2 separate regions of the Homo sapiens genome follow, and region 2 is linked to region 1. Evidence: read pairs that join two places in POLR2A ChIA-PET (ENCODE). Cell type or tissue: CD4-positive, alpha-beta T cell. All regions are shown on one strand. Each heading gives the region's core, and the rest is flanking DNA. Links, peaks and the distances in the headings are about the cores only.

The links. ChIA-PET counts read pairs that join two places held together with the same protein. Peaks named below come from ENCODE experiments on the same cell type or tissue, not always from the same donor. Only the 100,000 strongest peaks of a DNase experiment are listed, where the experiment ranks them.
Region 2: POLR2A ChIA-PET joins it to region 1 with 8 read pairs; 12 of 35 experiments call an interaction of 5 or more read pairs at or near these places.

What each region holds. Positions count from the first base shown.
Region 1 is chr7:21,406,454-21,418,364 of GRCh38, forward strand. No RefSeq gene overlaps it. Among named protein-coding and RNA genes, the nearest start is that of SP4, 16 kb to the right of the region's middle. In CD4-positive, alpha-beta T cell, for the core only: no CTCF peak of the experiment used is centred there; no DNase peak of the experiment used is centred there; H3K27ac peaks cover 1,452 bases.
Region 2 is chr7:21,461,897-21,473,807 of GRCh38, forward strand. All of the region lies in intron 3 of SP4 (Sp4 transcription factor), which reads left to right. It overlaps MIR1183 (microRNA 1183), which reads left to right and starts at 9,162; the gene lies at 9,162-9,250. In CD4-positive, alpha-beta T cell, for the core only: no CTCF peak of the experiment used is centred there; no DNase peak of the experiment used is centred there.

The DNA.
Region 1 (11,911 bases), core at 4,234-9,233:
AGTGCAGTGGCGCGATCTCGGCTCACTGCAAGCTCCGCCTCCCGGGTTCACGCCATTCTGCCTCAGCCTCCCGCGTAGCTGGGACTACAGGCGCCCGCCACCACGCCCGGCTAATTTTTTTGTGTTTTTTAGTAGAGACGGGGTTTCACTGTGTTAGCCAGGATGGTCTCGATCTCCTGACCTCGTGATCCGCCCGCCTCGGCCTCCCAAAGTGCTGGGATTACAGGCGTGAGCCACCGCGCCCGGCCTCAATTACTTTTTAATATCAGAGAAAAAATGCAAGTTCTATATGCCGTTACTCGTAATTCACCTTTAGCTGTATACTTAATTTAAAGGAGCATGTATCAAACAGAAATAACCCAGGCATATACAAAGAACTGTCATATAGATTGACCTTGACCCCCAATAGCTTATGGTCTAGCAAGGAAGGCTCATGAGTAAAGTGTCCATACAATGTGATAAATGTAAAGAAGGATTAAGCATGTTAAGAAAAGACCATGAGATCCTTGGAGAAAAAAGGAAGAACTTTATTTTCTTTCTTCTTCTTTTTTTTTTTTTTTTTTTTTTTTTTTTTTTTTTTTTTTTTTTGAGAACCCTATTTTCTAAAAGCAGTCTGCAGTTGGAAAGATACAAGCCTTCAGTGCAAACAAAAATGTGGTCCAAAGTGGGGTGGGGCAGGATGAAGAGTTAGGGATTATTATATAAAGGCAGAGCAAGGAGTGAAAGGGAGGGAAAGGGAAGGGAGGGAGAGAAAGGGAGGGAAGAATAGGATCTTGATTGGATGACTTTTAAGCCCCAAATAATTAGTCTTTCTTAAGTGGCTGGTTCCAGGTGGTAGGTTTCACCAAGTGGGAGGTTGCCACCAGGTGGTCTGTTGGTGGTCATTTGGGGAATTTTCAGCTGTAGTCTATCTTGACACTGACAGGAGGAACTGATTTGGCTTGATTGTAGCCAAGAACCCAGAGTAGGTGACTGCTCCCTCACCTAGTCACGGGTGCCTCATTCTCATGTTTTAACTTTGAGCAGCTCCTTTAGCCACAGGGGGCCCATTTTGTCTGTTGGCCATGGGCATATGTTAGCAAGTACAAGATGCCATGACAGCGCATAGGGCATCTTACCCAGCAATTTGGAGGGTATGGTGTGTTAGCAATAGCTTCCCTGAAGCCATGAAAGTTCCTGAAACAAGAAATATGAACAGAAGTTAGTCTACTGCCGTGGAGGAAAGAGTATACCAGGCATGAGCTTGGCCTGTCTTTGGGCTGCTTCAGTAATGGTGAGTGCAGAGTGTTGAAGCCTGGAGAGGGAAATTGGTGAATATCAAGGGCAATCTTGGGGAATAAAGTGAGAGCAAAATCGAATGGGAAGGAAGGCTGAGGACACAAAAGGGAATAGAACACTTTTCCAATAAGTTTGGCTGTGAAGAGGAGCAAAAGATAAGGCAAGAAGAAAAAAGGGGTGTGGTTTGGTAAAGTGCTTGGGGTTATTTGTGTGTGTGTTTCCAAAGTAAGAAAGATGTGAGCATGACTAAGTGCTGAAGGCAAGAAGCCAGAGCCCTGAGAGCAGGGATATCTGTGGAGCAAGTGCCTAAGGTGGGAGAGGCTGAGAAACTGAGCAAGATGAAGGCATTAGCTTCGTTCTGTGGGATTTGAAGAAAGAAGGAGGGATGAGCGTGGTAAACAGGGTGACAGGAGTTTGATGCATTTCATTTTAAAAGTCACTGAGGAGGCAAGTAGGATGAAGGGTTTGCGAAGTGTGAAGAATGTTTGAAATAGCCATAATGACTGTAGAAGGATTGAGTAGGAAGGATTGAGTTAGATTGAACAGGAAATGAGCTGGTGTTTTCCATGAAGTTGGGGAATACCTGAATTAGGAGTAAATAAGCAAGAAAACTGCAAAGGCAGGCAATTGGAATTTGAAAATGGAATGTTTACTTAATGATTTCAAAAGTAGATCAAATTCCAGGTGAAGGTAGAGTTTTGACCTAGCAATGAGACTGAATGGCTAATTGGGAAAAAGATGTGAAGATATTTGGAATAAAGTCAATGAGCTAAGAAGACAATCAGTTGAATGGAGGACCCGAGTATGAACAAAATTCTGTTTGATGGCAAGTCTTGAGAAGAGGAAACCTTCTCATGAAGGCTGAGGTCTTCAGTGACTGACAATGAGGAAGTAGAGGTATGAAGGTGACGCTCACGTGGAGAGTGTGCTACAACTGAATGGCATGACCTTACTTACAGATGCAGAATTTTTATAAAATAATGGAAGAAGAATCATTCTGAACCTATTTGCCTGCATCTATCATCTAGCAGTTGGGTGAAACTTTTTTTTGTATATATTTCTGACCATGTTACTCCTTATAAAGGAAAAAATTTTTTTCTCTATTTTTCTCTCTCACACTCAACACAGAACACTTCTGTGACCAGATGTTTAGGTTTTTTGTTTTTGTTTTCCACTCACCAAGCAATTCTCCAAAAGACACTAATTGCGTGTCCTATAATCCAATTCAATTTGACACTATTTACCTGGAGACAGTGTCAGGTCCCACAGGTTGAGGGCTCAGTCCCACAAGACTTGCACCCTACTTTAGACACCAGTCACAAGCAAAAGGCCATCACCTCTACTTCTGACAGACTTGGCTACAAACTGGGGTTCCCATGGCCTCCTCCTTGAATTCAATTAATTTGCTACGAGGGTTCACAGAACTCAGGGAAACATTTACTTACATTTGCTGGTTGATCATTAAGGACATTATCCAGGATACAGATGAACAGCTAGATGAAGAGATGGATAAGGCAAGGTATGTGTGGAGGGCAGAGTGGAGCTTCCGCGCCCTCATTGGGCATGCCACCCTCCCATCACCTCCACATACTAAGCATCCAGAAGCTTATCAATTCTAGTTGGAGTTTTCAGAGAGCTTAATCTCCAGCACTCTGCTCCCTTTATCCCGGATGTTAGTAGGTGGGGCTGAAAGTTCTAACCCTCTAATCTTCTAACTATTTGGTCTTTCTGGTGACTGGCCCCATTCTGAGGTTATCTAAGAGAGGCTTCACCTTCGGAGCTTGCAGTGAGCCGAGATTGCGCCACTGCAGTCCGCAGTCCGGCCTGGGCGACAGAGCGAGACTCCGTCTCAAAAAAAAAAAAAAAAAAAAAAAAAAGAGAGGCTTCACCTTAAGCCACTTCATTAGCATAAGCTCAGGTCTTATAGAAAGGGGTTCATTTTGAAAACAGACATTCCTGTCACTCAGAAAATTCCAAGGGCTTTAGGAGCTCTGTGACAGGAACTGGGGACAAAGACAAAATAGATATCCTATGATACCGCACTCCTCTACTCAAACCGTCCCATGACTTCCCACCTCCCACTGAGTACCCCTAGTATCTTCACCATGGCCTTCCCTGACTAGCCTGCCCTGTTTTCTGACTTTAGCTCTTGCCACTTTACAACTTGCCTATCCTGCTCCAGCCAGACTGGCTCCCTTGCCATCCCCAAACCTGACAAAACTTGTGACCATCTCAAGCCCTTTGCACTTGCTTTCCCTCATGTCTGGAAAGCTCTTCCCCTAGTGGCTCCCTCATCTCCTTCAGATCTCTGCTTAGCTGTCCCCTTCCTAGTTTCCTCCTGTACCACCTCCACAGGTAGTCCCTACTCTACATCCCTGTTTAAATTTTCTCCATTGCATTCATCACCACTGAACTTTACATACATTTACTTTTTTTCCCCGGTTAACCACTCCCAAAGGATGTAAGCTACCAGACAGCAGGATTTTGATCATTCTGCTTATTGCTATATCCATAGCAGGCATAAAGACTATTTTTTTGAATGAAGGCCATGACAATGGCTGTGAGCAGGACTCTGACCCTACGTGCTGTATGTGAGATAACTCAGAGAAATGTTTCCATTGAGGGAAGCCATAGGGAGGGAAGAATGTGAGCATGTCAGGGTGTTGTCACCATGCAGGGGCCTTCCAGTGGGCACTCTGGGAGGTGTAGGTGGACCTGTGGGCATAGGTTGCTGATGGTTGAAGCCTGGAGCAGATGGGACACACAGGCAGAGTGGATGTTAGCAGCGGCTAATCCACACAGGTCTGCAGCCTTCTCAGAAGAAAGAAGAATTCAATCCAGGGGCATAAAGCAAAGTGAGAGACCCAGGCAAGTTTTAGAGCAGAAGCAAAAATTTATTAAAAGGTTTAGAGCAGGAACAAAGGGAAGTAAAGTACACTTGCAAGAGGACCAAGCAGGTGACTTGAGAGATCAAGTGCATGGTTTGACCTTTGACTTGGGGTTTATACGACGGCATCCTCCTCCCCTGATCGTTCCCTTGGGGTGGGCTGTCCACATGCATAGTGGTCAGCCAGCACCTGGGAGGGGCCGCATGCACAGTACGTTTACTGAGGTTGCACGCATGCTCACTCGAGGCGTTCGTTCCTTACCAGTGCAGTGCTCCTAGAGGAAGGTGATATAACAGTTAAACTCTGCCATTTTGCCTCTTTGTGGGCATGGTTGAGTCCACTCACCCACCTCCTGAGATCTTATCGGGAAGCTGCTAATCACCAGTTTCAGGTGTTTCTAGATAATGGGAGACTGCCTTTCCTTGGTGCCAGCTGTGACCAATTATTATTTTAGAGAAACAGTTTAACAACTGCTTGACCATCACCTGATGGCTGTCCAACCAGACATCTTGGTGGAGCCTGCCTCTTGGTGGAGGCAGGAGGGTGTGCTCTGTCCTGCCCTGCTCATGTCTGACTAGCTACCTACTGTAACAGGAGGAACTTGCTTTTAAGAAAGTCTCCAAGAATAAAGACAGGGATGGGAAGTATGGTAAAATTTTCTGGCTTTCCAAAAGATATATTCCTAACAGGCTGCCTGGATAGATTGTACTTCTCAAGGAATTCACATGAGAAACAGAAACAGACATGAGTGTGGGAAGAACACAAGATTTTTGGAAGGATTTGCCCATCTTGTGGTTGCATGTGTTACCAAGGGCTCCCTGGCCTAGAAGTAGGAAGGCAGGCAGACAGCAGGTGGATGGTTCGAGATTGGATAGTACCAGGGTGCCTTATGAAGTGTTTTCCACAGCAGCAGCTCCAAGGGTTGAGGGGTTGGCCCTGGAGTTATGTCAGGTCCAGCCAGGCCTCCTGTTTTTTTTTTCCCACCTCAAATGTGCTTTCCCCGTATTTTCCTGCTTCTACACCTCGGCTCACCTACACTGTTCTGTCTGGAATTCCCTTCCCCTCCCACCCTACAGCTATTCACATTTTGGGCATCCTTCAAGATCCAATTCAAGCTCAAGCTCCCTGACAAAGTTTTCCCTCACAGCCCCAGCCTGGAGGGATTGCTCCTTGCCTTAAACTCCCATTACAGTTATTGACTGGAGAATTCATTTTGCAATTAATCACCTACTGCCTTGTGACATCTCTTCAATTATGGCTTCAATTGAACTTTTATTTATGGTTTCTGGGTTGTATAACTTCTCCTGTGATGATGGTTTGTCATCTCTCCAGCTTCCCTGTGGGCTTCTTGAAGCCAGGAGCACCTTTTGCTTGTCTTTGGAGCCCCCATCACTCCACACAGCTCCTTACACAGGAAGATATACAGATTATATAAGCTGATACACTTTATTAATCATTAATATTCCATGCTGACACCTAACTGATAATCCTGTTTACTTTCAAATGATTATTTAACATGCGAGTATTGTAATAATATTTCTTCCCACTACAAACATGTTGTGTACTCTCCCTTTTCCATCACAGATGTTTCTGAGGACTAATGCTGTTCAGTTCTCTTGTCAATTTGATCTTAATTTTTCAGCAGAGATGGGAGAGCTTGGTAATAAGCGAACAGCTCTGGAAACAGGTGTCCTGGTTGGAGTCTTAGCTCTGCCATTTGCTAGAAGGATGAGCCTGGGCAAGTCATTTAACTTTTCCATACCTCAGTTTCTTCATCTGCAAGATGTGGATTATAACAGGCTTTTCACTGATCTATTTTGGGGGTTAAACAAATTACACCATGTGACATTCTTAGGTCAGCATCTGGTGAATGGTGAAGCCCTTGATAACTTGCTAGCTGTTATTTCTGTGTGACTGGAAATTTCCAAATTTAAAGTATGAGATTCACATGTCTTTCCACTCTTCTTTTATCACTAAAGAACAGAGAGCAGGCAGTGAAGCTGCCTCTCTACCTCAGAACACCAGGCTGCAGTCTAAACTCTGCCACTTAGTTTGTGTTATTTTAGGCAAGATACTCAACCTCTTTGGGGTGCTGTGAAGATCAGAGAGTAAACATCTGTGAAAGTACTTTGTAAACAGCATACTTGCTTACCCAAAGCAAGGAGCTGTGGGTGAGAACAGGAAATACATTTAACTGGTTCAGTTTTGAAAATCTTACCCTTAGAAAATTCGCTTTAGGAAAAGAGTAACTCTTTGTCTCTCTTTGGTTGAATTACCCTAATTATCTTATGCGGCCTTCATATTTCTTTTCTTTTTTATGTTTTTTCGTTGTTGAGGGTTTTCTTGTTGTTGTTGTTGTTGTTGTTGTTGTTGTTAAAAAAAAAAACTATTGGTGCTGTGGGAAGTCTTTCTGAGCCTATGATATGCTTCCTTTTCTCATCTGTAAATCTGGTTGGTCTACTAAACAAACAGCCGCATTCACCAAAGTCAGACACATCCTTCATGATTTAAAATCTGTGGCTGTGCTTTGACAAAGGAGCTCTGTAGGGAATGGTAATGCGATTAGGATGGTAACTGGCTGGAGGAGCAGGAACATGCCAACCAAACAACTCTCTTTGCAGGGTTCCTTGGAGACAAGTGTCAGAGGCAGGTTAAGAGCAAGGTTTCTGGCACCAGGCACTTGGGTTCAAATCCCCACTCCCTACCATTTATTTTCTGGGTAATCTTGCAAATTATTAAAACTCTGAGTGCCTCTATTTTCACATCTGTGAAATAAGAACAACTATAACACCTAACTTTTAGAGCTAATGGGGGATTAAATCAGTCAATACATGTAAAGTGCTTATATATAACACAGTAAGTGCTAAGTATTTGTAATTAACATACACATAGTCACTGGCAGCAAAGGCATGTCTTTTTGTACTAAATGAGCCTTCCCAAATGTCAGTGCATCCTGAGAAGCTGTGCTATGACAAATAGAGGATTCATTTTGTTTAGTCTGGAGGTTTAAAAATAATACATGCCTAATAGGTTTCTCTTCCTCTTTCCCCTTTTCCTCAAGGCCACAGCCAAGGTTAGGAAAGGTGGATCTGGAACATACTGATTAGCTTGAAAAAGATAAGAGAGTGAGTGAGCTCCAACACTGGTTGAGCCTGTCATCTAGGTCTTCCTAGGGCAGGAGTCATTCCCAATGAATTTGCTCCCTGGCTTATTTTGTCCAGCTGATAGAGAGAGGAAAAGAAAAAGGATGATGATGAAGAGGAGGGAAGAGAGAGAAAAATAAAGAGAATTGGTTTAGAGAATCTGGGCCTCTCTCTGGAGTAGGAGCCAACCCTTGGCCCCATCGTTCCTCTTCCACCTCTTAGAAGGGAATGTGGTAGCCAGAGAGATGCCTGGACCTTCTGCAAAGTATAACTTGCCCTCAAGTTTGAACTACCTTGTCTCATGAGTTGCATGAAAGGAAGAGAACCCATAGAATGAAAGCTCAATAAGAATCAGGCAGATTGGGCCTTCTCTTAGGAAAAGAAGGCCAGCCCCTCACTCCTTCTTACCTTTCTGACCTTATAAAAGAAAATGCATTCAGGCTGGGCGCGGTGGCTCATGCCTGTAATCCCAGCACTTGGGGAGGCCGAGGTGGGCGGATCATGAGGTCAGGAGATCAAGACCATCCTAGCCAACATGGCGAAACCCCATCTCTACTGAAGTAAAAAAAATTAGCTGGGCGTGGTGGCGCGTGTATGTAGTCCCAGCTACTCACGAAGCTGAGGCAGGAGAATCGCTTGAACCCGGGAGGCGGAGGTTGCAGTGAGCCGAGATCGCGCAACTGCACTCCAGCCTGGCGACAGAGTCTCAAAAAAAAAAAAAAAAAAAAAGAAAATGCATTCCAAGAACCCAAGGGAGGGATCCTCAGAACTGCAGAGCACTGCAGAAGTTTGTGGGCGGGGGGGAGCCATGGACATTGTTGTTTAGTTTAGCACTTCTCAAACTTTGCTGTGTGTCGAATCACCTGGAAATTTTGTTAAAACACATGGGTGGGGCTGAGATTCTGCATTTCTAACAAGCTCCCAAGTGACCCCATCTCTGCTGGACTGAGGAGTTCAATTTGAGTACAGTCTTCTAGATGAATGGTGTCCTAGAGCTGCATGATATAATAGTTTCCTGCCAACCTACTACCTCCTTGATAATGTGGCCCATCTGTGTACACTTAAACCTGGCCACTTGCGTCTTGGATACAGAGTGACAAGAAATGCCCTAGTCCTTGATTCTGATCCCGAACTTTGAAAGAAAGAAGAAGGAACAAAGAGTACAAAGGTTCTTATCTTGGCCAACCAGTTATGTGAGTGATTTTTTTCCATTCCATTCACAAGCTAGAATTGGCTGAAGGAAGCCTAATATGATTATCACAGCTTGGTGACATTTTATGAACTCTTGTCTTACGCCTTAAATTCGAGGATGTGAAATAAGATTATTTGTCATCTTCCTGATGACACGAGAACTCCAAATGACATCTTTAAAAATCTTATCCTTATGACTACCCAAATCTTATTAGTCTTTCAGTTTAGCTATCATGAATTGCACAACTTCTATATATCAGCGCTTTACATACACACTTTTATTTAATTTTTCCCCTCAAATATTTCAAGATAGACATCATCACTTCAATGTTACAGATAAAGGAATTGAGGCTCAAAGAGATCACATAGTTTGCCCCAGGTTACCTGGCTGAGGCAGGATAGGAAGCTAGGTGTGTCTTACTTCATTTCCTTTCTCTTTTCACTACCTGTCTCAGAGATAACAGGATAATTATTTTAAAATTAAGAAGAATTATTCATACCTGTAATCCCAGCACTTTGGGAGGCCGAAATGGGCAGATCACGAGGTTAGGGGTTCGAGACCAGCCTGGCCAACATAGTGAAACCCCGTCTCTACTAAAAATACAAAAAAAATTAGCCAGGCATGGTGGCGGGTGCCTGTAATCCCAGCTACTTGGGAGGCTGAGGCAGGAGAATGGCTTGAACCCAGGAGGTGGAGGTTGCAGTGAGCCGAGATCACGCCATCACACTCTAGCCTGGGCAACAGAGCAAGACTCCGTCTCCAAAAAAAAAAAGAAAAAAAAAAGAAGAATTATTCATTATTTAGAAACAATTTAAATCTCACAGTTGTTTGATATCCACTGACTTCCTTGATATGAATTTACTGCAAAGCTATTGAAGCTTAAGTTTCAAGGACCATTCACTCGCAAAAGTGCCTTCTAAGCCTCTGTATCTATTTTTATTCATAATTTTGTATCCTTTGTTTGGAAAAAGTGCCCCCCAACCTTAAAAACTTTGGTCTCCACAGAATTTGGGTCTGGATGCTGTCAGATGCATAAATCCTCTTTTACAACATTCCCAGTAAGTCATAGTTGAGGCTGTGCTTGAATGCCTCTGATTCAGACGAGTTCACCGCCTCAAGGGAGTTTGTTTCATTTCAGATCATTCTCATTCTTTAGGATTTATGCATTTAAATTATTTATCCTTTTACCAACATTTCTCCAACCCAGAAGTTCTTTTTATATTGTGCCAAAATCTACCTCCTGCCAACATCCATTTATTGATCTTAGTTCAGTCCTCTGAAACTACAGTAAGTCCTTACTTAACATCATCAATAGGTTCTTGGAAACTGTGACTTTAAGAGAAACAACAAACCAATTTTACCATAGGCTAATTCATATAAACAAGTGTTAAGTTTCCATGGCATATTTCTGGTCACAAAAACATTGCCAAACTTAAATAAAGACCCCAAACAGGCGAGGCATGGTGGCTCACACCTGTCATCCCAGCACTTTGGGAGGCTGGGGCTGGAGGATCACCTAAACCCTGGAGTTCCAGCCTACAATGCCATGATCGTGCCACTGCACTCCAGCCTGGGGTCAGAGCAAGACCAGACACTTCTAGTATTAAACATTGAAATAAATGTGAGCTACATATACATTTAAGAAAGATTAATAAAACAATGTAATGTTTACCTGCTTATTTTAGTTCAGGGTCAAAGGTGGTTGGAGCTTATCCCCAAAGCTCAGAGCCAAGGTGGGAACTAACCTTGGACAGGATGCCTTCCTGTGGCAGAGTGCACTCACACACACACACACTCACTCACTCACACCAAGACCATGTAGATATGACGATTCACCTAACGGGCACAATTTTGGGATGTGGGAGGAAAACCAGAGGACTGCAGAAAACCCATACAGTCATGGGGAGCACGTGCAGACTCCACACAGAGTGGCCTTGCTGGGAATTCATTTCTTTTTCTCATCAGTGTTACAATAAAACGATGTTGAATGAAACAGCGTTATTTGAGGATCTACTGTACCTAAAGTAAACCTAATCCCTCTTCATGAATAGGCCTGAAATATTTGAAGACTGTTACAGTACCCTTTCCAAAATCATCCACCATCCTTAAAACCATTCTCGTCTCTTGCCATCCTGGCCCATCTTTTCTTCCAGTTGTTGCTGTCCTTCTTAAAAAACATTCTGGATTTGGCTTGACTAACAGAGAACAAAGCAACCCTACTGCTATACTAATTTGTTGAAGACTTTGCATTCATCACTATGGAAATGTATTACTGATATTATATTTGACTCCGTGTTGCAACTTGCCCAATTACATGGTACCCTGATTTTGTTTCCACCCCAGCCTTCACAGTCCTGAGAAACACTTCCTACTTTTCTTTTGGTTATGTTGTTCACATTCACATGATCTGTCAGGAGTTGGCCAAAGATTTGGCAGGACTTAACAAGAAGGCTTCTTGGCATATTCCAGACACATTATCTGAGAAGACAGCACACCTACAAGTGTCCTCGCACAAAACACCACTGTGTCTATGATGCATGACAGACATTAACCCCTTTCATAATCATACTTTAACCCAAATTTTCTCAAACCACTTACCACCTTTGGAAAAAAATATTTGTGGGCAGAGCTCATTGAACAGGATAATTATACGTATTTTTTTCTTTTTTGGTCACATTTGCCATTTATGTCCTTTTCTACACGGAGTTCTCTCAACCTTTTGCCTTCTGTTTTTGTTTTTTTCCCAATATTCCATCTGTTTTGTCTAGGAACTCGTTACCTTCCCTGGTGTGTAGAGATGGAGAAGCACCCCAACTCCTGTATCATGTTCCTTGAGTGCACAAGCCACACTCAGGTGATACGCCCCTTTGGAGGGAAGCCAACCCATGTATGCCTGCAGTTTTCAATCTTGCTACTCTCCTTGCCACACTCTTTCTCCTGCATCCCAGCCCTTCTTCTCCTCCTACATTTCTTCTACATTACCTTAAAGAGCCCTTCTCATCTCCCTAATGCCTTTTCCTTTTGTTAGACAAACTCAAGTCTTTTAGGTCTAGAAGTTAGTAAACTTCAGAGTTCAGATCGTTTTGGAGATAAAAGGAGACTTCCCCACCCTCTTACATTAAATTTGAACTGCTTTCTGTAAGCTTTATAGTAAATTGCTTTTAAAAAACAAAAATGTATATAGACCCTAAAGTCCAAAAAGGTTGATGACCCCAGAAGCTATTATTTCCTCACTACATACAGGGGAACAGCAAAATCAAGGTTTAATTTTCATGAAAGATGGTTTAAACACTGTAAACCAGAAGGAAAGAAATTCAAATTAATTATTAAGTACCTGCCATCGAGATTACCTTATTTAACTTTCTTACTAACTCTATATGGTAGAAATTATTATGAAGATTTTTACATAC
Region 2 (11,911 bases), core at 3,095-8,094, 54 kb after region 1:
AGGTTGGTAGAAGTTTGGTTGTAGAATGACGATGTCAGACCAAGGACAGGTGAAAAGGGTATGTGAATGTGTATATTTTTGAGGGGTAGGGGACAGGAAGTTTCATTTATAAAGCAGTGTTTTAGTTTTAGTTTTTTTTTTTTTTTTTTGAAGACAGGATCTCACTCTGTTACCCAGGCAGTGCAGTGGTGTGATCTTGGCTTGCTGCAACCTCCACCTCCCAGGCTGAAGCAATCCGCCCACCTCAGCCTCCCAAGTAGCTGGGACTACAGGTGTGCTGCCACCAGGCCCAGCTAATTTTTGTATTTTGTAGAGATGGGGTTTTGCCATGTTGCCCAAGCTAGTTTTGTTTTTTAACAGACGTAGGAGAAATGGGGAAGCCAGTTTCGGGACCATAGTATTGACTCAGATATCAGTGATGGGAAGTCTGAACTTGAGTGTAAAGTATGTGGTTCTCAAGAGTCTTAAAAAAATAAAAATAAAAAAGAATTTGATGTATGAATGGAGAGAGGAAAAATATTTTAAGGGTAATTCTGTAGAGTTTGAATCTGGATGACCATGAAAGTGCTTGTGCCATTGAAAGAAATGACTTCCAGAAAATGAAAGTGATGAACCTGAATTTTGATATTTGTTAATAAGTCTGAGCTAATAGTATGTTGAAAGTGTCTAGTTTGTATCTGGAGATTGGTCCTGAGAAGAGATCAGAATCAGCAGTCTAGATATGAAAGTCTTTTGCATGGAGATGGTGTAGAAATTATGGCAGTGTATGAAATTGAGGCAGACAGTTTTGAGTTTGAATTGCAGAATTATGAGAACTGAACTTAGGGTTACACCTGGTCTTTGGGGGCCAAAAGCAGAAAGTTAAGAAAAGTGAGAACCATCAGAGAAATAGAAAGAGAACAGGGTAGTATGTCAGCAGCTAAGAGGAATCTCAGATGGTATTGAATGTTGACTTGAGAGTATTGAGAAAAGTTCAGCAGGTTTTGTGTTTGAATCATTTGATAAGACCTAAGAACTGTGCTGTTCAATATGAAAGCCGTTGGTCACATGTGGCTTATAAACCTAAAATTAATTAAAATTAAAAACTTATTTCCTCAGTTGCATTAACTACATTTAAAGTGCTAATTACCACATGTGGCAAGAGGCTATCATATTGGACAGCACTGATAAATAACTTTTCTTTTTTTTTTTTTTTGAGACAGGGTCTGTCACCCAAGTGAAAGTGCTTCTAAAATGAGATTTTAAAAAGGTGAGTCAATGTTTGGAGAACCAGTCAGATGCTGATAATAGAAGGGAGAATAAAGATACTTTTGGGTGACTTCTCAGTAAATTAGGAGGCAAAATCATCTACAGATTGTAAGGTGCAAGGAAAGGGGAATGAGGATTTGAGGACAGAGGGAAAAAAATTGGAACAGCCAATGAAGGGCTATGTACATTGCCAGCATAGGATGAATGAAAGGTTACCAAGCAACAGTGATGGCTCAGGTAATGTAAAGTTTAGGGCTTTATTAGCCCTCCTGTAATCTCTTTCCTTGGTGTTTAGCAGCCTAAGAACACCAGAAAGTGGATGATAAGAATTACCATCAGGTGTGGCAGAAGTTCAGCGAGACACAAGGGATTACCACGGATGCTAAGCGAAGCCAGAGGAGGGTTGGATTGAGAGTGTGTCCACATAACTAGGGAACAAAGTGAGGATGAAGATTGAGTTCAAAAATAAACGGAGTGAAAGGGACAGGAAGTTAAATATCGTGGTTGGAGAAGAGATAGTGCCAAGCCTGACTTCTTGGAGGAAGAGCAGTTCTAGTTGAAGACAGAGTTTGAGCTGGGTTGTGTCTGTAGGAGACATCTGAATGTAGAACTGATTTTTTTTCCAAACCTGCTTCCTCTCCGGGGTTCCCCTATTTCTGTTAATGGGATCATCATCACTCAAATTAGAATACTTATAGATTTATTTGATCTTTATCAATTAATTATCTTAAAAGTTTATAGTTCTAAGGTTCAAGTCTTAGTTTAGCCACTTAAATCTTGATCAAGTGTTTCTCTAGGTCTGACTGTCCTCATCTGTAAAATGGCAGAAATCATGTTACTTTAGTGGGATAAGATATGTAAAGTACTTTGCACAGTGCTTAGAACACAGAAAAGATTTCACTAAGTGCTAGCAACTATTTATTATGATAATTATTATTTATTCTTATATCTGATTCATTCCCTTGTCAGGGCGCTCTCTTTTTTTTTTTTTTTTTTTTGAGATGGAGTCTAGTTCTGTCACCCAGGCTGGAGTGCATGGCCTCCCGGGTTCATGCCGTTCTCCTGCCTTAGCCTCCCGAGTAGCTGGGACTACAGGCACCCACCACCACGCCCAGCTAATTTTTTGTATTTTTAGTGGAGACAGGGTTTCACTGTGTTAGCCAGGATGGTCTCGATCTCCTGACCTCATGATCCGCCCACCTCGGCCTCCCAAAGTGCTGGGATTACAGGCGTGAGCCACTGCGCCCGGCCAGTCAGGGCTCTCTTTCAGAGCCTCGTGATCTGGAAGGTAAAATAGCTTCTTTCCTAACTGGTATCTCTGCCTCTACGTTTTCACATGTTTATTTTGTTCTTGACATTTCAGAGTTTTCCTAAAACTGAGATCTGATACACCCCTGCTCCGTTTGTCACAATCTTTGTTTAAAAATCTATTTTCTATTTTTTTTTTTTTTTTAGAGATGGGGTCTTACTGTGTTGCCCTGGCTAGACTCAAACTCCTGGGCTCAGGCAGTTCTCCAGTCTCAGCCTTCTGAGTAGCTGGGACCACAGGTGTGCACCACTGTGCCAAGCTTCCTCACAACCTTCATAGGCTTCCAATTGCAGACTTTTCAAGTTATAAAAACTGTCAAGAGGTAATAGAGCCCAATGTAGAATAAAAGTTGGTGATAGAGGCTATAGCAATGCATTACTACTATGGTGACTCATTGTACATCTAAAGGACCGGAAGTAGCTTTAAAACTTTTTAAGACTATTTACAATTTCACATAGAATTAGCCAGATTTTCCTTTTTTGATTTATTTTTCACCATCAACTTAGGCAAGTATGGTTCAACGTAGAATGAGGGAAAATTAGAAAATTTTTTTTGTTTTGTTTTAAATATGGCAAATTCTGTTTAAAGAAAGTATTCATATCTTTCTAGGGTTTTCCGGCTAGGAAGGATTTCCTCAACATAAACAGAGTTGAGAATAGTTGACAGTTATCTGGAGCAAGATTAGAATAAATAGAAATAACTAGGTACCAAAGAGGGTGTATATCTTTGTTTTCCTAAGCTTTTCTCTCCAACACCAAATGACTAGAGTTGCCTTTCCTTCCTAGCTCAGGGAGTTTCAAAAGAGCAATACCTTCAAGCATCAGAATTGATAGACAGGTGTTACTGTGTTTACCTCTAACTCCCTGTTGCCTGCAAAGTCCAAATAATATCCTAGTGCTTAAGGAGAGAATATAGCCAACCAGAAAAGAGTGTAGGGCTCTGGATTCAGGCTGACCTAGGTTCACATCTTAGCTTTGCCACTTAATAGCAGCTATGTAATCTTGGGAAATATGCATAACCTCCCCAAATCTTAGAAGACAGCATTAGACAAAGTATAGGTGTAAAATAGTTTAGTTCGATTATAGCCATTTAGTAAATTGAGTAAGTGCGAGTGATTATTGTGTGGCAGGTATTCTGGATTGGGGATGGGAAGGATGGGCATAATACCTTAACAAGGATTCCCTCTCTCCTACCCTAGAAAGTCCCTTCTTTAAGAAGTTGACAGCCTGGACAACATAGCAAGACCTTGTCACAATAAAAAATTTAGCTGGGTATGGTGGCACTTGCCTGTTGTCCTACTGGAGAGGGCTGAGGCGGGATGATTGCTTGAGCCTAGGGGTTTGAGATTACAGTGAGCTATGATTGCACTACTGCACTGCAGGCTGGGCAACAGAGCAAGACCCTGTCTCTTAAAAAAAAAAGGTTTAATTAAGGCCCTTCCTGATCTATCCTTCCAACCCTATCTTTAGCCCCCTCACCTCCTTGAACTTTAATCTCCAGTGGTATGCTGTCTCAGGGTTATGTCTTTAAATATAGCCTTCCCACTGCCTTCCCATTTGCCTTTATTCTTTCCACCTGTCAGTGGATTCATCTCCTCTGTGAAGCCTTCATTGTTTCTTTTTGACAGTAAATCACTGTCCTCTCTGTTAAGTAGGCATTTTATGCACATTTTTGTTATTGTGCATATTATAATTATTTATTTGAGTGTGTCTTCCCTACAGGTGAGGGCTTCTGGTCAGATCTTATTTATCATTTCTCCAGCAGCATTAAGCACATAGCAGGTACTCAGTAGAAGTTTGCTGTATGAATAAATCTCACTTCTATACTAAGTCCACATCCAAAGTGCTAGGACTTAAGGAAATGTGAATGGCTGTTAAGTATTTGTACTTAATACATTTGCAGTTTGTTTTACTGGAGTTAACATTCCTCTTGAGTGTTTATCATATTCCAGACATTATGCTAAGACGTGTGCTATATACACTATTTCAGTCAACTCCCACAGCTCCCAGGTCCTCAAAGGAAGAAACTGCAGGGAGAATCAGAACTCAGAAACAGGTCTGCTTGACCCAAAAGTTCTACTTTCGGCTCTACTAAACTGTTGCGCCTGTTCAGTAACTCAATATTGGTTCACAGATTGTACATAACCCATAGTATGTTGATAGTCCTGGAAGTCATTGGCTAATGGGGTTCACCTTCATTTAAGAGATACAGAAGGTACTCGGTTATTTCTTAATATTTTCATTTATAGTTCATCTACAGGAAAACATGTCATTGAAGCTCTTCCATAAGGCAAAGAAGTATTTTGTAATTAATAAGCATAATTTTCAAATCTAGGATTTTTTTTTTTTTTACCACCAGTGTACCATGGAATCTCTCTAGTCATATGTCTGTCAAAACTGTCACAGCCTATTCCCAAATGTATGTAGCTCTCTTTTCAAAGGCTTTAATTCAGTCATATAGTTTCTGTTTTTGTGGAGACTCATGTAGTTTTTATAGGGATCACACAAATGTACCATATTTTAATTTTTCATATGTTTTGTTATAGCTGTTTATAATGATATGAATGAGAGGCATAAATGTTAGTTGAGTTATTCCAGTGCTGAGTTTCAGTGGATTTCTTAATCTCAGCATTATTGACATTTTAGGCCAGGTAATTCTTTGTTTTTGGGGTCTGTTTTGTGCATTGTAAGATGTTTAGCAGCATCCCAGGCCTCTACTCACTATATACCAGTAATCTCACACTTTGTGACAACCAAAAATGTCTCCAGACATTGCTGAGTATCTCCTGGAAGGCAAAATTACCTTCATTTGGGAACCACTGGCTTAAAGGTACTTAGAGCCAACAAAAGTAGAATTAAAAAAAAATTTTTTTTTAAATCTAGTTACCTTTAAAAAAACAACTTTATTTATATATATCCATACCATATTATACAACAACTTCAAGTGTATATTCAATGGCTTTTGGTATATTGATAGAGTTTTGCAGCTATCACCACAATCTAGTTTTAGAACATTTATATGACCTCATAAAGAAACCCTTATTAGCAGTCATTCCCCATTTCTCCTTTCTATCCTCCCCAGCCCTAAGCATATTTGGTTATCTTTTTATGTTTAGGAATATACATCCTGCTTGCTTATTTTAAGTCAGATCATTATGTAAACCAAATCCTATTTTAGAGTGTGTTTATTGAAAGTTATTTGCAATGTTAGGAGACATATTTTTTGAGAGGACCTTAGACATTTTCTTAGGCAGATTCCAAGTTTAATCTGTAAAGGAAGTCAATCTAGGTAGGCTCAGTTAAGAATCATTTTAGTATTATTCAGAACAGAAAAAATCCCACTGCCCCCCATGGCAAGTTTTGTATCATAGAAATCAACAGCTTTTGTTTTTCCTGATCAGTTATATTAGAAAACCTTGTTCCCTAGGTTATATGCACAAAACATAATTAAGAAACACATGTACTTTGAACCTGCTGTATGATTATTATTAAATAGGTCAATTTCAGTTTATTGGTTGGTGAGTTTATTTATAGGTAGATAGATAAATAGTTTTGTTTTTCAAATTTGCGGATCTGTCTTACTTACAGAGTAATGTTACTTACTATTTACTATAAGAAAAAACCTTGCAAATCGTCTTTTCCAAAAGAAGAAATAAGGCACAGTTGGATTATTTTGTGTACACACACGCATCTGTTTTAAATTGTGTTCATTTCTGTCCCTATTCCTAAGCTAACAGCACCTTATTTTAATTACTGTAGCTACCTACATATCTTTATTCTACTATTCTGCTTTTTCAGACTTTTCTTAGCTGATTTTTCACATGTCAAATTAGCAGACTTTCATGGAAAAGTTTCGAATTAAATTTGTGATTGCATTCACTTCCTAGAATAATTTTGGAAGAATTGACACATTTAGTTTAATGATTCTTCCTATCCAAGAACATATATTTCTCTCTTTTGAGGTCTTGTTTTATATCCTTTATTAAATCTTCCTCAAGATCTTGCATATTACTAATTAGATTGATTTCTCAGATATTTGTGGTTATTGTTGCTATTATGAATGGAATTTTTTTTTTTTCTTTTTCAATTGTTTGTTGCTGATATGGTTGGGAACTGTTGCTTTTTTATGTTGCTCTTGTATTTGGCCATCTCGCTGATGTACAGATGTCATATTATAATAATTTGTTGATTTTTCTATAGTTTTCTAAGTAATATAATTATATCTTTTGTAAATCATGACAGTTTCGTTACTTCCTTTTAAGTCTTTATTTCTTATATAGATCTGTTATTTCTTGCCTTACTACATTGGCTTAGACCTTAAGGAAATGTACAGTATTAGAGGTGAGAGCAGTAATCACTTCTATTAGAAACTACAGTGAGATATCCAATTTTTTGTTTATTAAATGATTTTATACATTTTACTGAATTTCTCATGCTCCATGAGATGAAACAGCATTCTCCCATACTTCTGGTGGAAATGTAAATGAATGCAGCTCTTTATATATACTCCTGTAATTTTATAATCTAGATAGTCTTACAAATGTTTCATGTCCTTTGATTTAGTAATCTCACTTCTAGGACTATCCCTTGGAAATAATAAACAATATTTTAGTTCAAGTTGCTCATTACTTTATGTTACTTATAATAAGTATTTGGAAATAAATATCTAACAGTACAGTAATGGCTTTGTAAATTATGGTATATGATGAAATATTGCACAACTATTAAAATAATTTGTAATATTAATAACTTAGAAGTACTTATATTACTAAATAAGTAAAAGAGGATAATACAGAATTTTTATATAGTAAAGTTGTATCAGCATCAAAATACATTGAACAAAGATTAAAACAGAACTTAGATCATCACATCAAAATGATAATAGTGGTAATCTATGGGTAATTACTTTCTGGATGATTTCATTTCCTCATTCATAGTTTTCTATGGTGAGCATGCTTTGTTCTTAAAATCAGAAGAAAAAGAAACTTAAAGTGTATGTGTTTGTAATACTAAACTATTTATTTTCATCAAAATAGGTAGAAAGGGAGAAATCTTAGCCTATTCCCTAAATGGCAAGTTTAGTTATAATTTTTTTTTTTTTTTTTTTGAGACGGAGTCTTGCTCTGTCGCCCAGGCTGGAGTGCAGTGGTGAGATCTCCACTCACTGCAACCTCCGCCTCCCGGATCCAAGTGATTCTCTTGCCTCAGCCTACCAAGTAGCTGGGACTACAGGTGCCCGCCACCACACCCGGCTAATTTTTTTGTATTTTTAGTAGAGACAAGATTTCACCATATTGGCCAGGCTAGGACTAGTTGGTCTCAAACTCCTGACCTTGTGATCCACCTACCTCGGCCTCCCAAAGTGCTGCAATTACAGTCATGAGCCACCATGCTGGGCCTATAATTTTTTAGAGTTAATATTTTTATAATACTCTTTTCAAAAAAAAAACACCTTGCTGAATGTAGATAGCAAATGTCATAGGAGAAATCTGATACCTGAGAGAGTAGTACATAGTTTCAGAACCAAGGTTGAGAGTTATGCTCTGGGATCTGCTTCTAAATGATCTGACTGCCATATCAGTGAGTCAGGGAGGAAGTGTAGCAGATATCCACTTGATTTGGTTTCTTACTGTCTTGTCACCCATGTGCATGTGTATTGTAAACTAGCTGTCATTTAGCAGCCCTGTGATATACTGCTGGCCGAGTTTCGTAAGAAAGCTTCTATGTTTGTATAGATTTTAGATTATCATTCGCTTTATTTAAGAAACATTCATTAAGTACTTTCAGTGTGTCAGGAACCTTGGTAGCCAAAGGACAAATGACATAAAAACCACACAGATGGCCTCTTTCTTGAGCAGCTTTTGTTGGAAATAATTTATGACTAATATTATGATGGAGTGAGATGGTGTCTTACTAGTAAGACCAGAAATACTTAAATTCTAATTCAACCAATTCTTGAGATCCCTTAGGGAGCTAGGTATACCAAAATTCAAGTTAGAATTTGTTGGCTTAGGCATAGGCCCCTGCCTCACAATCCAGAGAACTAGGTTATTCTATATGGAATATGCCTTTTTCCTTTACCAGCTAAACCTGACTTTCCTTTCTACGTGTTAGCTTAAATTCAAGTCGTCTCAAATTTTACTACTCTACTAAGGCAAAAAACTACTGGTACTAAAAGAAAATGAGCAAGAAATGTCCAACAAGCTAGATCTTGTTGAATAGTTAGCAATTCAGATGTCTTACTACCTACCAACAAACTGTCCCCCTCCATTACCTTGGCCCAGTTTCTATATTTGGAAAAAAAAAAAAAAAAAAAAGCAGAACAAAAAAGGAATAAGAAAGATGGCTTGGCTGCTCCAAGCAGCCTTGGAATGTTTTACCTCTGGTAATGTGGAAGAAAAATAAAAGAACGGCCATCCTCAGTCTGTTTCACCATAATGTGTAGTTACAATACCAAGAAATTTTGAGTTATTAAAAAAATTATTTTACAAAGCAGTTTCATTGGTAAGAAGGATTAAAGACTAAAATCTGTAAGATGAATAGACTTTTGTCAGACCAAGGGAGATGGAGGTTTGGGGTGGGAGAATGTGTTGGATTCCAGCTATATTATTCAAATGCTCGGAGACACAGAACATTAGAGAAGACAGGAGTTCACTGTAGGTGATGGTGAGAGTGGGCATGGAGCAGGAGTGCCAAGAGATGAAGTTATAAAACTAAGCAGGAGTTAGATCATGAAGAACTTTATGTACTATGCTAAGAAATACTGACCTTATTGTGAATGTATGGAGGGCCCATTGGCTTTTTGGGGAGCTAGGTCTGCAATATGAATATTAGAAGGGGCAAAACTGGTGATAAGGGCTTGCACTAGTGTACAAGCAATAGGTATGGTGAAAATGGAGACATTTGAGATATTTTGAAGAGGTAGACTTAACAGGGACTTATGATCAACATAGATAATGTATATGGTGGAAAGAGAATAGCTTTTTGAGTTGGATAAGTGTGGGTTCAAATCCCAGCTCTGTCACTTTTCCATTTTAGGATCTTGGATGTTTTACATACCCCTGAGAACCTTAGTTTTCTCATCTTAATTGGGACAGTAAGCTGGGTGCCATGGCTTGTGCCTATAGTCCCAGCTACTTGGGAGGCTGAGGCAGGAGGATCACTTGAGGTCAGGAGTTTGAGTGTAGCGTGGGCAACATAGTGAGACATAATCTCTAAAAGAATTTTAAAAATTAACTAGGTGTGGTGGCATGCATCTGTAGTCCCAACTACTCAGGAGGCTGAGGCAGGAGGATTGCTTGAGTCCAAGAGTTAGAGGCTACAGTAAGCCATGATTGTGCCGCTGTACTCTAGCCTGGGCAAGAGAGCAAGACTCCATTTATTAAAAATAAAAATTTGGGACAGTAATATTTAGCCCATAGGGATGTGAAACAATATATGGAAAACATCCAGTAAAGTGCCTTACCACATAGTAGATATAAAACAATAGTTGCTCTTGTTGTCAGGGTGAAGGAGATAGAGAGGAATCAAGAATGACTTCCAAATTTTCTATTTGAATGGTGAAAAAGAGCTATATTAGGAAAGTGGGCTAAGCTATCTGGTTCTTAGATTGCTTGTGAGGATTCAGGTGGAAGTGTTCACTGGCAGTTGATAGTAAGAGTATGACACTTCTGAGTGGAAGGCACAGATCTGTGAGTTAATCAGCTTACACATAGCAGTAAAAGTTATGAAAGTAGATGAGGTCCCCCAAGAAGAGAGTTAGAATGAGAAGTCAGAACCCTGGAGAGTGGCCTAGGAAGAGTAGAGGGTGTATTTTGTTTGATTGTTTGTTTGTTTGTTTGTTTTTGAGAGGGACTTTCTCTGTCACCCAGGCTGAAGTTGAAGTACAGTGGTGCCATCACGGCTCACTGAAGTCTTGATCCCCAGGGCTCAAGTGATCCTCTCACCTCAGCACCTCATTCTCATGAGTAGCCAGGACTACAGGCACATGCCACCATGCCTGGCTAATTTTTTAATTTTTTTAAGAGATGGCATCTCACTGCGTTGCCTAGGTTGGTCTTGAACTCCTGGGCTCAAGCAGTCCTCCTGCCTCGGCCTCCCAAAGTGCGGGGATTACAGGTGTGAGCCACTGCACCTGGCTGATAAATCTTTTCAGAAAGTGACATAAATTTAGATTTAAGTGCTGATTTTAAAAAATTGCTAAGGCCATGCATGGTGGTGCATGCCTGTAATCTCAGCTACTTGGGAGACCAAGGCAGGAGAATTGCTTGAGCCCTGGAGTTCAAGACTGGTCTGAACAGCAGAGTGAGACCCCCATCTCTTAAAAAAAAAGAAAAAAAAAAGCAACCAAACAAAAAGGAGCTAACAGAGAAGAAGGGGTTTCTGAAATGTAGGAAGTTAGCTCACAGAGTCAAAATTGAATAAGGATGGAGTGGCGAGTGGTGTCAAATGCAGCAGAGCAGTCCTGTAATGGTCACTGAAAAAATGCACAATAGATTTGGTCATTAGAAGGAAGACTGTGAACCAGGAGCTGAGTAAGTCCTTGTGGTAGAGTGCTTTGAATGCCAGACTTTGGTCGGTGGAAGAATGATTAAATGTTATTGAGCACGAAAGTGAGATGATCAGAACACTACTTTTTTATTTTTCTGGCAGCAGTGTGAAGGATGAGAAAGGAGGGAAAGCTCAATTTAGGTTGGTAGAGGCACAGATTGAACAAGGGCTTGGATCAAGATGATAATCTTGCTTGGAAACAGGTTAGCGTAAGAGCTGTTAGGCAGTAGTGTCTTCAAAATTTGGTCATCACTGGATGTAATGAGTAAAGAAGTAGCCTAAAAGATGACATTTTAAGGTTTTCAGTGTGGATAACAAGGAGAATAGGGGTAGCATTTACTGAAACAGGGACATTAGCAGAAGCAAGACTGGAAGATGAAATCATTTTTTATTTTTAAACTTTGATTTATTAAGCATATGCTATTGAGTGGCACTGTTATTGAGTTATTAGGCACTGTTACGGTACTAGAGATACAGCAGTGAACATAATAGGCAAGATCCCTACTTTCATGGCACTTTACCTTCAGAAGTGAGGTGAAGACCAAATTATAAAAGGACAAAGTAATTTAAGACAAATAAGACAAAACTAGGTGATGATACAGTGATATATTGAGGGGAGCTTTTAGATGGGATGGTCAGGAATGGCATTTCTAAAGAGGAGAGATTTGAACTCAGACCAGAATATTACAAAGGAATCAACTATGCAAAGATCTGGGTGCAAAGGCATCCCCACTTAGACTGGAGAGTATATGCAAAGTCCCTAAGAAGGAAATGAGCTTGATTTATTTGAGGGCCAGAAGAGAGG